Linked DNA regions of Homo sapiens: region 2 is linked to region 1. Evidence: chromatin contacts called from ENCODE Hi-C or POLR2A ChIA-PET data. All regions are on one chromosome and are shown on one strand. Each heading gives the region's core, a stretch centred on a gene start or an enhancer-like site at or near the end of the contact. The rest is flanking DNA. Distances are from core to core; before and after follow the strand shown.

The links. Hi-C counts contacts between places; a loop is a spot of excess contacts on that map. ChIA-PET counts read pairs that join two places held with the same protein, here RNA polymerase II (POLR2A). Pooled maps may share reads with other maps.
Region 2: a loop to region 1 is called in a map of ascending aorta, with 4 times the contacts of the local background. The contact joins two enhancer-like sites. A Hi-C loop is called at or near these places in 7 of 168 maps with a recorded cell type or tissue (aorta, ascending aorta, chondrocyte and 3 more) and 11 of 50 pooled maps. POLR2A ChIA-PET finds 5 or more read pairs at or near these places in 5 of 52 experiments (AG04449, BJ, GM12878 and 2 more).

The regions. Positions count from the first base shown.
Region 1 is chr7:25,803,533-25,809,343 of GRCh38, reverse strand. No RefSeq gene overlaps it. Among named protein-coding and RNA genes, the nearest start is that of LINC03007, 16 kb to the right of the region's middle. Within about 2 kb of position 4,069, at least 3 of the 41 ENCODE cell types and tissues checked have a DNase peak (open chromatin) inside an H3K27ac peak, as active enhancers do; they include ascending aorta, where a contact is called at or near this core.
Region 2 is chr7:25,846,643-25,852,115 of GRCh38, reverse strand. No RefSeq gene overlaps it. Among named protein-coding and RNA genes, the nearest start is that of LINC03007, 59 kb to the right of the region's middle. RefSeq lists a silencer at 268-317. Within about 2 kb of position 2,280, at least 17 of the 41 ENCODE cell types and tissues checked have a DNase peak (open chromatin) inside an H3K27ac peak, as active enhancers do; they include ascending aorta, where a contact is called at or near this core.

The DNA of each region.
Region 1 (5,811 bases), core at 2,820-5,319:
GAGGATGTGTTCAGAATGCAGGCTTGTAAGAGACAAAGCTTTTGTGGCCATAAGAGCTATTCTGCTTCAGAGTTGTGAAAATTTGTTTTTGAAACTGTGTTTTGTGGATTTACAATACTGTATCGGCCTGGCAACAAGGAGCTTATGCAGTTTGGCAATAATTTTTTCACTGCCCTTCTCCGAAAATCATCTTCATTACAGATCACAGAAGCCTCAGAGATCTCCACTTCCAATGACTGGCAAAGTATGGTACAAATTAAACAGCTCTGGTGGTGTACAGGGAACTGCCAACATTTTCTTTTCTGGTGCTTTTATCTTCAAAGGGCAAAATTGGCCCTAACCATATGTTTTTTATACATCTTGTACGTATCTGTACAATAATAGTTAATCCAAACTAAGCAATATAACATTTTTCCCACCAGAAATTTGGTAATATATACAAAGATTGCAGCTGCCTATGGGTCTGTTTTGCTTTGCAAGCTGTCTTGATGGACAAGGCTCTATTTTTAAGCTAACACTTTATTTTCATTTGTCAATGCAGTTTTAGCCTTGAAATAATACTTATAAAATGGAAGCGTTTTTATAGTGCTCCAAATAGAACTTTCAAGAAAAAAATTGCAACTATTAAAAATCATCTTGGTCTCTCAGTTCCAAGATAGTAACTAATTAAGAAACATTATCAACTTATTTTTTAATGCCAAAACTTTCAGTTTGGTTGCTTGACTGTACATTTGCTATTTAAAAATAGAAAATGGAAATAATTTGTGCATAGGTTATGGCGTATTTTGGAAAAAGACCTATGATCTGGGAAATGGCATGTTGGTTTGCATTGCAAAGGAATAAGTGAATGAATACAAAAGTGTTTGTTCAATGTGCCTCTGAAGTAATAATTGAACTTGAGGAAAACATCATATTGAGGTTTTAAGAGGCTAGGGAGGTGAGAAGAAGAATCTTTCAAAACAAGGGGAAATCTCAGGGGAAACAGTATGGAAACGATTTCATCTCAGGAATTTACACAGTGAGAGACGCACCACCGAGGAACGGTGGTGTGGATGGCGCAGTAAGAGGAAATAGTTGGGATGTAGACAAATGTTTTAAAAGCCATGATTGGATTTGTCAATAAACCAAGAATAAGAAATGCTTTGTGCACAGTAATAAATGTAAAGTACGGTTTATTTGCAAAAGCCAGCTGTGTATAAGCCATAGCCTTCTGCTAAAAAGGTAGTTCTAGAAAGCAAAAGGAGGAATTTCTGTCACTTCTTATGATCTCGAAGGGATGTTGGAGAGAAGAGTACAGCATTTGTCACTTGCTTTGAGCATCAAGTGCAATAGTCGAGCTGAAAAGTGAGAGAAGCACTCTGGAGACATAATTTCCAATGAGGTTCTTTTCCCATGTCCACTAACAACTCTAACCACAGACACACTTGCTTATGCTTTAAAACATTCTCGAAAGGGTGCTCCATTTTCACAGCAGAAACCCTTTGCTGAATTCAAAAATAGGTTTTATTAATTAATGAGTCATCACTCTGAATTGCCCTACTGACCTGGATATATTCTTTACAAAATGCACTTCCCTTTAAGTTAGAAGATGGTCATGCATCTTTTTGTTATTATTTTTTAGAGAAAATTAGAATTTTTATTCTAGTTTTCTAGTGGCAGATCTTTAAAAAAATTTTAATGTAAAATTTCAAACCCCAAGCAGAAGGAGAAAATAGACTATAAAGAAACCCTGTGTATTCATTATCCTGCTTTAGCAATTACTATGTTTTGCCAATCTTGGCCAAATCTTTATAAAGTACAAGTGTCAGGTTATACTTTCTATATTTAGACATATTCCTGTAAAAAGGCATATAAATTGAACTATTATAAATTTATTGGGAAATCTTGCTCTTAAAAATTATCTTAAGGGAGGTCCATTGGCTAAAGTGAATAATCATTCCCTTTTCTGTTTTTTAGAGTAAATGCTTTTTGTCTTCCCTCCCTATCTCTTCTCCTCCCTCTCCCCACTCCTCCCTCCCCCCACTCCTCCCTCCTCCCTCCCTTCGTTTTGTTTCAGCACAGAGTACTTTTTGCAATATCTTGGAATGGGAAGTTGCCCTTTTCCATAGGATTATGCAAGCTGATAGTTTCAGTGGGAAAGAGGTAAAGAGTGTTATGAAGAGGATTTAAAATATATATATCTGTGTATGTGGTTCATGTTTTATGGTTGATCTGGTAAAGCCACTTACTTCCAGCATTAGTAGCAATCACATTTTGATTCCATAATTGCCCACTTTACATTTAACTCAAGATTTCACCTGCTAGGAAGTCAGGTCGAAGTTGTCCCTCTTAGGGACTGAATGCCTCTGGTGCTTACCAGGGTTTTGGAGAACACAGCCTGTTTCACTGAAGTCTGGGTGTGGCTCTCTCCTCGGGATAGAAATATATGACTTCTTAAGCACTGTGGTGGACCCTGCTAGAAACCTTCCTAATACCCATTCTTTCCATACTGACAGAATCCTAATCCTGTTTGGGGTGGCAACGTCCGCACCTAAACCACTGAATGTCCCAGCTTTCCCAATGAGACATGAGTAGAGGTTTGCTGGGGATTTTGGGGAAAAATTTTGCTTTTCTCTTGAAGGCTGATGTCCTATCCCCTTTTCCTTTTGTGTGGATGGGGTACCACAGGAGGACCGCTATCTTGTAACCATGAGGTAAGAAGCGTGAGGAGTAGATGAGAGAGGGAGGAGGCTGGGACCCAGCTCCTGCTGAGGAATTGCTACACCTGCCTGCACCAGCCACCTCAGGATTTCTTGCTATGTTTGAGAAATAAATACTCTTTGATTAGAGTCAGCTTTCTGTTACCTGTGTAGAAAGGCAATTTCAGATGGACTAATGCATAATATATAGGAAATCTTGCCGTTTCTTAACTTCAACCTTGGGTAACATCATTGTGCATGTCATGAGTTAGGGAAACTGTCTGAGAGAAATGTGAGCAGGACTCAGCTCTGCAAGTAGTGAATGTTTCTTGAAAACAGCCCATATTTTCTTCCAAGCGCACACTGAAAATGTTCCTTAAAAATTTCTCATTCCTAGGTCTAGGCTCACAAAGTGAATCTGAGAACTGAGGAAATTGCTTAGAGAGCTTTCCTTCCTGAACGCTTTCACAGGACTAATCATATCACTGAGTCACAGATGATTTTTAGACATGTTACGGGGATCATTTTCCTTGGTGATGTGAATTTGCTTTCAATGTTTACATGCACTGCATAAATAAAATAATCTAGGAAATTCAGGTTTGAATAGCTCTACACTTAAAAATGCTGTAGTTGTTTAGCAGAGACGGTGCCAAATAGGGTGGCTTCTTCTGAGGTGAATAAATCAGGCATGGGATGGTATCACTACAAGGCCTTCAAATGCTCTGAGAGCAATATGTAAAGGCCATTAAAGATTTTTTTTTTTGAGAAGTGACAGATTACCTAACACAATAATCCATGCTATTGGACAAATTGGTTTGCAAAGAATACAGCTGGCTTCATTTCAACACCACTAATGCTATGAACGGCAGCAACCAAATGATACCTGGAGGGCAGGGGCCCTTGTGTGACAAACCTGGCTCTGGGCCAGCTCAAAGAATGTTTTCTTCTTGTTTTTTTTGTCTACATTTGGCACATGGCAGCCACATAAGGGCTGTTAACATCAGATGTTGTGTAAATCTAAACAGGTAAAAAATCAGGATCAATTTTTTAAGATAGAGAAGTTTCCAGCAATTCATCTTGAACACAGAGCTCTGGCATTCCTCACTCTCTGTGAGGCCTCCTGTTGCAGCAGATAATTTATGACTCCCACATCTTGGCATTTCATTAAAACCTAAAGCATTTGACAAACTGTATTTTCAGAAAGTTTTTTCCATGAGTTGGTTTCTAGCAGGAGGAATTTATGATGAGTTGACTTAATCCTTGCTTTTTGGAGGCATCTAAAAAAAGTTCTTTCTATAAACAGCAGAATTGCGTGTAGGGGATGGCAGACCAAGCAATGGCTAGGATGTCCTTGTGAAAGAAAGCTCACCCAATGCCGTTGTAAAGCCTCCTGTGTGCTGCCCAGCTTTCATGTCTACCTCCTGTGCTAATTGTGCTGTCTGGAGGTTGGCGGGCTTCCAGCCTTACCTGGACCAGTTTTTTCCCAAACCCAGGTTGCCTGTGTATTCACTTATTACAACTAACCACTGTGAAATCATTCACAGACTTTGGAAATCACATATGTAAGGTGATTTATTTATATATTTTGACTAATAATCTTAACTTGTCATTTAGTTTTTAAAAGTTGATAAACGGACTGGGAGTTGGAAGAGGGAGCTGTTCGTGTTAAATTTATAACCCTGCTTCTTGGCATTTTTGGGTTGGTTATTGCTCTTGGATTTCTTTACTTTTCTTTTTTTTTTTGGTTAGAAACGTGTGTGTGTGTGTGTGTGTGTGTGTGTATTGGGGTCTCTTGCTTGCTCCTTCTGGTTTCCCTCAATATGTCAATATTGTGTTACACAGAAAATTTTTGAGAGGTGCAGACTTCACAGAATTTTTATGCACTAAGAAAGAGGAAACTGAAAAATGTGAATATAGCATTTTGTCAGTGTAATTTTTGCCTTTTCTTGCTGTTTATACACAATGTAAAGTTAAATGGCATTTCAGCAGTGATTCACTTATTTTGACAGGCAAAATAGAAAATTCAGACTCTTAAATGTATTTTCTTGTCTGTTTCCCCAATTATCATCATCTATGTGGAATTCAGTGATGGTCACAATTCCACTTCACTTTGAGCTGAATACACATCGCTCCTTCTTACATCTTTCTCGTCTGTTTCTATGACCAAGAGAAATGAACGGGGAGGTGTGGGGCAAGTGTGTAGATATTTCATATTACTGTTCCAATTGCTTGAGGGATAATATGAGTAATACTGGTTACTTTTGTTGACTGAATGCACAGTTGACTGGTCTCCTGCAAGTCTTGGCCTGTACAGACATAAGTCCATGTAGTTTGGGTTAAACAGCAAGTACAGGCAAAGAAAATTAGCGACATGGCAATTATCTGGATAATTCAGATTTACAACACTACTTATCCTTGAAATGGTTTCAAGGGAAAAATGGTTTTGTGGGGACTTGTTTAGATCAGGATGTGGGAACTTTCTGTAAAGGGCCAGATAGTACATATTTCAGACTTTGCAGACCTGACAGTCTCTATTGCAACTAGTCAACTTTCCAGCACAAAAACAGCCATAGAAAATACTTAAAGGGGTGGGTATGGCTGCATTTCAATAAAACCTTATTAATAAAAACAGGCAGTGGATCAGATTTGGACAGCTCTCTTTAGATATTCTATATGGGTCTTTATTCTCTAAGTTGTGTAATCACTAGATCACCAGTGATTATTCTGCCTCGTGGGAGTGGAAAGCACACGTGTGTGTTAAGTATGTGTGCATACAGATCTGATCAATACTATTTATGAATGTTAAGATGAATCAGGCTTAAAAAAACCCTGAAACATCTCAAACTACTTGGTTTCAAAATTCAAAATGTTTTACAAAGTCTTTTCTCCTGTCAGTCTTTTCAATTGTTCCAAGCCTTCTTGTCTACGTGTTGTAGAGAGCAAGGCTGAGAGTGCTGACAGACAGTGGGAAGGGCTGTCTCAGAGGTAGGGAATGAAGAATGGAAAACTGACACCTTCTAGAAATTGAAGAAGACGACATGGTCTGGACTGTCTGGAGAAGCGAGTAAATGGGACGTTTAAGCTGAATTAGGGTGTGCAGGCTTTTTGAGGTGTATTTATCTGTCAGGGATGG
Region 2 (5,473 bases), core at 1,031-3,530, 45 kb before region 1:
TGATGTGACTGGGCAAATCACATCATCTCTCTGTGCCTCAGTTTCTCGTCTGTAGAAAGAGGGGGCTGTTTTAGGATCTCCGCATTTTTTTGTACAGCTCTAATGTTCTTTTGTTTTAGGTGGAGAAGCCTGAACCCTTTTTGCCGGACAAATGTCCCCAAGTTCCCTTTTCTTCCACGTTTATTTTCGTACTGCCGGTTCCTTCCCTCCCCACCCGCGAGTCAGCCCCACTGCGTCCCAGAGAGCAGCTCCAGCCCGCAGGGCAGGACACCTGAGCCTCGGAGCTGAGCCCTGGCCGCGTTTGTCTCGGAGAAACCACCAGGGGGCAATAGAGCCCAAGGATAGAGGAGCAAGGCTCCACAAGGCCTTTCCAAAAGTTTGTCCAATTTGGCGTGAATTCCTTTTTCCAGTTTGTGTGATTTGTAAATTGCGCAGAGTGATTTCAAGATCCCCCGTTTGATCATTAGCGCTAAGGTAGATGGATGCAGCCCGGGGTTCATAAAGAATGAGGCACAAAAGCACTAATGAAGAGCAGGCTAGCGCACCCGCAAGACCTAATGGCAGAACAAAATGGGGCGAACGTGAACAAAGCTCACTTGAAGTGCAAAACTTTGGTTCTAAGGCCATGCATACAGTGGGTTCTCAGGCCATGGGGCAAAAGGCATGGAAACAGTGGGCCGCACGCCGGTGTGTCTTTTCCTAAGTTTTGCAAATATCGGGTTCGTTTTGCGATGGTGAAGTGGGAGGTAGCCCGGGAGGTGAGAGAATGCAGAGGAAATCAGTTAAGAGAGATTCTCCTGATAGGAAGAGGAGGTGGCGAAGGTTTAGGTTAGAGAACCCCAGTTCTTCATGCAGCAGCCACCTTCGCCCATCCTGGGAAGTTTCTGTCTGCCTGTAGAGCAGAGCCGCATCCCTGCCGCTGTCTCCGAGGGCAGTGTCGGATGGTTCTTTCATTTGTTTCCTGAGAATGGTTTACAATATAGATTAGCGGGGCCCCAGAGGAAACTGGGGTTTGCTCACTGCAAACAGCCAAAAGATCTTCAAGAGAGAACGTGTTAGGCTGGAATATCATCTTTTCCCACATGTGCAAGACTCTTGGATTGTGTTTGCTTTCAAAATCCATAAATGTTTTTATTAAACTATATCTTTCTTGTGGCCCCTGCGCACACAAAGTACTTGCAGCATATGTAAACGCTTCCATTTTGGTTCTCCTTCAGGAAAATTTTGTAACTCCGCAGTAAATATTTGCTCTGGGGTGAACCTTGGCAAGCGATAAACTCCAAAATCTGGTTTCACTGTACGTGTTTGTGTGCACATGTGTATGTTTTAACAGTATGTATATATTGGAAAATTTGCGGGAGAGCTTGATATTTTTACTTCTTTGCTGCGCCGCAGGAAAGTATAATGACTGTAATTACTTGGATAACATTTTAAAATTAACCAAATTCTCTTTCACATTCGATTCTTCCTTGTGTGCTGCCAGCCCTTCCTCCCAAATCATGTCAATTAAATATTCTTACAATGTCACCCTTTATAATGCCTTTAGTGTAGTGATTTTGGGGGTATATTTTAAAGTGATAAAGTGCAGTTTTGCTTCCTAAATTCTGTCTTAATAATAAGAATGTAAAAATTAAACAAATCATGATCTTTATTATTCTTTTATGTTTATAGTTTCTTTTCCTCTAATGCTTTAATCTGTAAGCCAAAAAATTTCAGAGAGATAAATGGAGACAGCTCAGTAGCATGGCAGGCAGAGTCAGGATTTTGGATTCTCATCCCTGAAGAAAAACTTGAAGTTATTCCTCTGTGATGAAAAATACTTTATTTTTATGAAGAAATGGAATCTGCTGAGGTTGAATAAATTAGAAAACTCTATGGAAGATCATTAAAATATGAAAACTGTTAGCATTGGGCTGTGTGTTAGTCATCTTTAAGAGAATAATCGGGAATTATTAACTGACTTTGACCTCATGAGCCTTGACATAATAACTGTGGCATTCGCGGTGTCCCTGGTGTTTTAAAAACCACCCTCCTCCCCCGCGTGCATTACAAAAATATGTCCTCTTCCTCTCATGTTGATTATATGGGTTTTATTTATTCTAATGACTGCTGTAGAGAGAGAAAATGCAGCTCTGAGCAGGGAGAAACAAGAACCCTTGTACACGTTTGCTGTGGGGTGGGCTGGCCACATAAGTTGAGTAGCCTTTGGCCAGATAAGCAAATGCACACTTCGCCTCCCAGTGAAAACATCATCCCCAACAAACATCATGTGGGCCTGAGTCACTCTCTGGAGAATCTGCTTCTCAGAGTTTGGTTTGGCAGTTCAGGCAGATATAATCCTTCCTTTCATTTTCCCCTGCCCTTTTGAAGAGCAATAATTTTCAGTCCCCTCACACCAAGGGCACTTTGAGAGATGGCCTACAGCTACACGGAGGAAGTTTCTTTGGCACAGCCTTTTGGGAGCTGTGAATATTTGAGGCTGTCTCAAATGGGGACTGTGTCCTTTGAATGAAGTGTTACACAGATGTGTGAGTGAATCCATGGGAACAGAGGCAGATGTTAGGGAGTTAGAGAATTCTGAGCTCTGTGGGCCGTGTCAGTCTGAAGAAAGGCAAGACGGCTGTTAGGTGCAGCCTGTAAGTGCTGTTCATCGAACTGGCCTCAATTCGTCTGCGCTTGGAAATAACTGAAATTGTCTGACCACTAAAAGTGTGATACAACTTGGAAGAGGGGCAGGAGAATACATTTTACTGGGGGCCATAGATCTGGCTTGGGCAAGCAATCTGTGTGTATTCAGATCCTGCATGTTTCTGAAAGATGATAGATGGATAATCGAAGCACACTTCTGCAGAATTTTTTTCTAGAGTATTTCAGTCCAAAAGAGCGCTAATGTGAGCTACATAGCTCATTTTACATATTACATTATATTACACATTAAAAAAAAGGTGAAATTATTTAATAGTATTTTTCATTAAATGCAATATCTCAAAAATATCACTTCAACATGTAATCAATATAAAGTTAGTATTGAGATATTTTACATTTTTTGCCCCTTCCCATATATTCAATAGCTGGTGTGTATTTCATTCTCAGAGCTCATCTCAGCTTGGACCAGACACATTTCGAGTGCTTGGTAGCCTCAGTGACCAGTGGCTGCTTCACTGGAGAGTACCAGTTCCAGATCATCTGGGTGCGTGTACAAAGTCACTAACAGATTTCCTCCCACATTTCTGTGAAGGTCTATGAAATTTTAAGTATCATAGGAAAGATTGAAGAAAATAGGTTCTAAAGCAGATGTATATTTTGAACACTGCCATTTTAGCTCTGAGGCTTCAAGCCATGATTAAGGAATATGTGACCTTTGAAAGAAGTAGGTGATGCCTTTTATAGATTTTATTCCATTTAAAAATATATTTTTAATTATAAAAATGAATCCATACTTACTATAGAATACTCAATACAAGGTCTAGAAAATAACAAAAATCATCTAGAATCCCACCATCTATAGCTAATCACCTTTTGAAGTTTTGGAGTATTGCTGTTCTCGTATGTGGATCGGTTTCATAGTTGTCATTATACTGCAAATGCCCTTGTATATCTTGCTTTTGTTCACAGTGTTATATCACAAGTATCTGTATTTGTTGTTAAAAGCTCTTCATAAGAATAATTTTGATCATCTGGATGATTCATCATATGGCTGAGCCATGGTTTACTGAAGTCAGTGACTTTGGTAGGGTAGTAGTTGCAGTAAGCTCACTAAATGTGACAAGAACAAAAAAGTTATTTTATTGAAAAGTCACCCTACTGTGTGGCCATCCTCATCCCTCATATTGGCGGCCTTCCTTCCATGACTCTAGACAGCTCCGGGAAACCAGAGCCCTTCTACTCTTAAGCTTATTTTTTAGAAAAAATATCTTAGAAAATAATCTCCCTTTCCCCACCTAATCAATCCAGATGTTTAATTACCACGTTGACACAATTGGATTATGACTTCAGGGCAAAAAGCAACTTTACTAAAGAGAATTTGAATGGAAAACAAGAGCATTTTAAAGATCCTCATACAGCAGTTTATTTCTCTTGTTAAATTCATGTCCCTCAAGATATCACAGTACCCACTAGGTACAGATACTGGGCCGCCCTTTGTTAAATCGTAGTTGGATTTATTTTTGCTTCCCTTTTTGGCCCTCTTTCTCACCATTTGTCATTTTCACAGGCTTTAGTGACATAAATCTTGTGGAATGTTGGCTATGCACATAGCATGAAGGATTCAACCTCTCCCATTTCAGGCTGGTTGGCCAATGTAAGCAACTGAGGGTGGCAGAGATCAGGGACAGATAAGACAGGGAGAAGAAGGGGTAGAGGGACTTTGGAAAGAATACCTGAAGTACGAAAGTGACACCTTTAAGGTTAAGGGTGATGGCAATTGACTGATGATTACCAGGTAACAATGGAGTCCACTGGAAGCTGCATAACCATGAACTGTTATGATTATTTTTTCCTATCTATGTGGAAAGGCCTGGTTTGCTTCTCTGCACACAGTCCTGATTCAGTGTGGTGCCCGCATATTGTAAATGTCTTATCCAAGAATCCAGGGACCTGGCCCTGAAGGAAAAGCTGAGGACAGAGTATTTCTGCAACAGGCCTAGGCTCTTGCAAACTTGCCTTCCCAAAGCTCCAAGCCCAACTGGCCTGCAGGGGAGGCGGTCTCGCTGACAACCTGCCCTTTGGCCTTATACCTTCTGTCACAAAAGAGCCATTTTTCCTGAATTTGAAATTGAAGAATTTGATGGCACACGAGTGCTGGGGGGATTTTATTAAGCTGATAAATATGACTACAATTTACTTAAAACCAGTGGCTCTTCTCACTGTCAATGTTGTGGAGTTTATGCCTTTTTCTCTCAAGCTCTCTTTGGCCCAAGCAATTCAGGGCAGAGAGTTTGAAGGGTATTTTGTTTCTGATGTGGGCAGTCTGAAAAATAGTGGACCTTTTAACATTGCACTGACAGACACTCTCAGGGCTAATATAATTGATGTATTCATAGGAGCTTAAGCAAAATAGCTTTCCAAAAGGGAGAAAAACTTGTCTTTTCACCTAAGCACTGACCGATTTGTGGTTTGGATGCTTACACGAGATATTAAACAGACCCGATGGAAAAGGCTTGTTTGCCTCAAGTCTGACTTTCCCTCCTCTTGTAATTTTTGGCCTTGAGTCAAATTTTTGTCCATTCCCCTGCACTCCTTGGGTTGAGGCCAGCACAACGGGCTTGCACTCTCCATGGTGTTGACAGAGTGTTTTTCAGCTGTACCAAAGGCCACAGATTTTCTGTCAGACTTCAAGATACACAGCCTGATAAACATGTCTGCCTCTGGCGATTGGCAGCATTCTTTCTGGAAAAGAAAACAAAAATTGTTTTATATCAATAAGGAAAGTGGTATGAATAGCATAGAATAACACAACTTGGAAGGTGTGCCT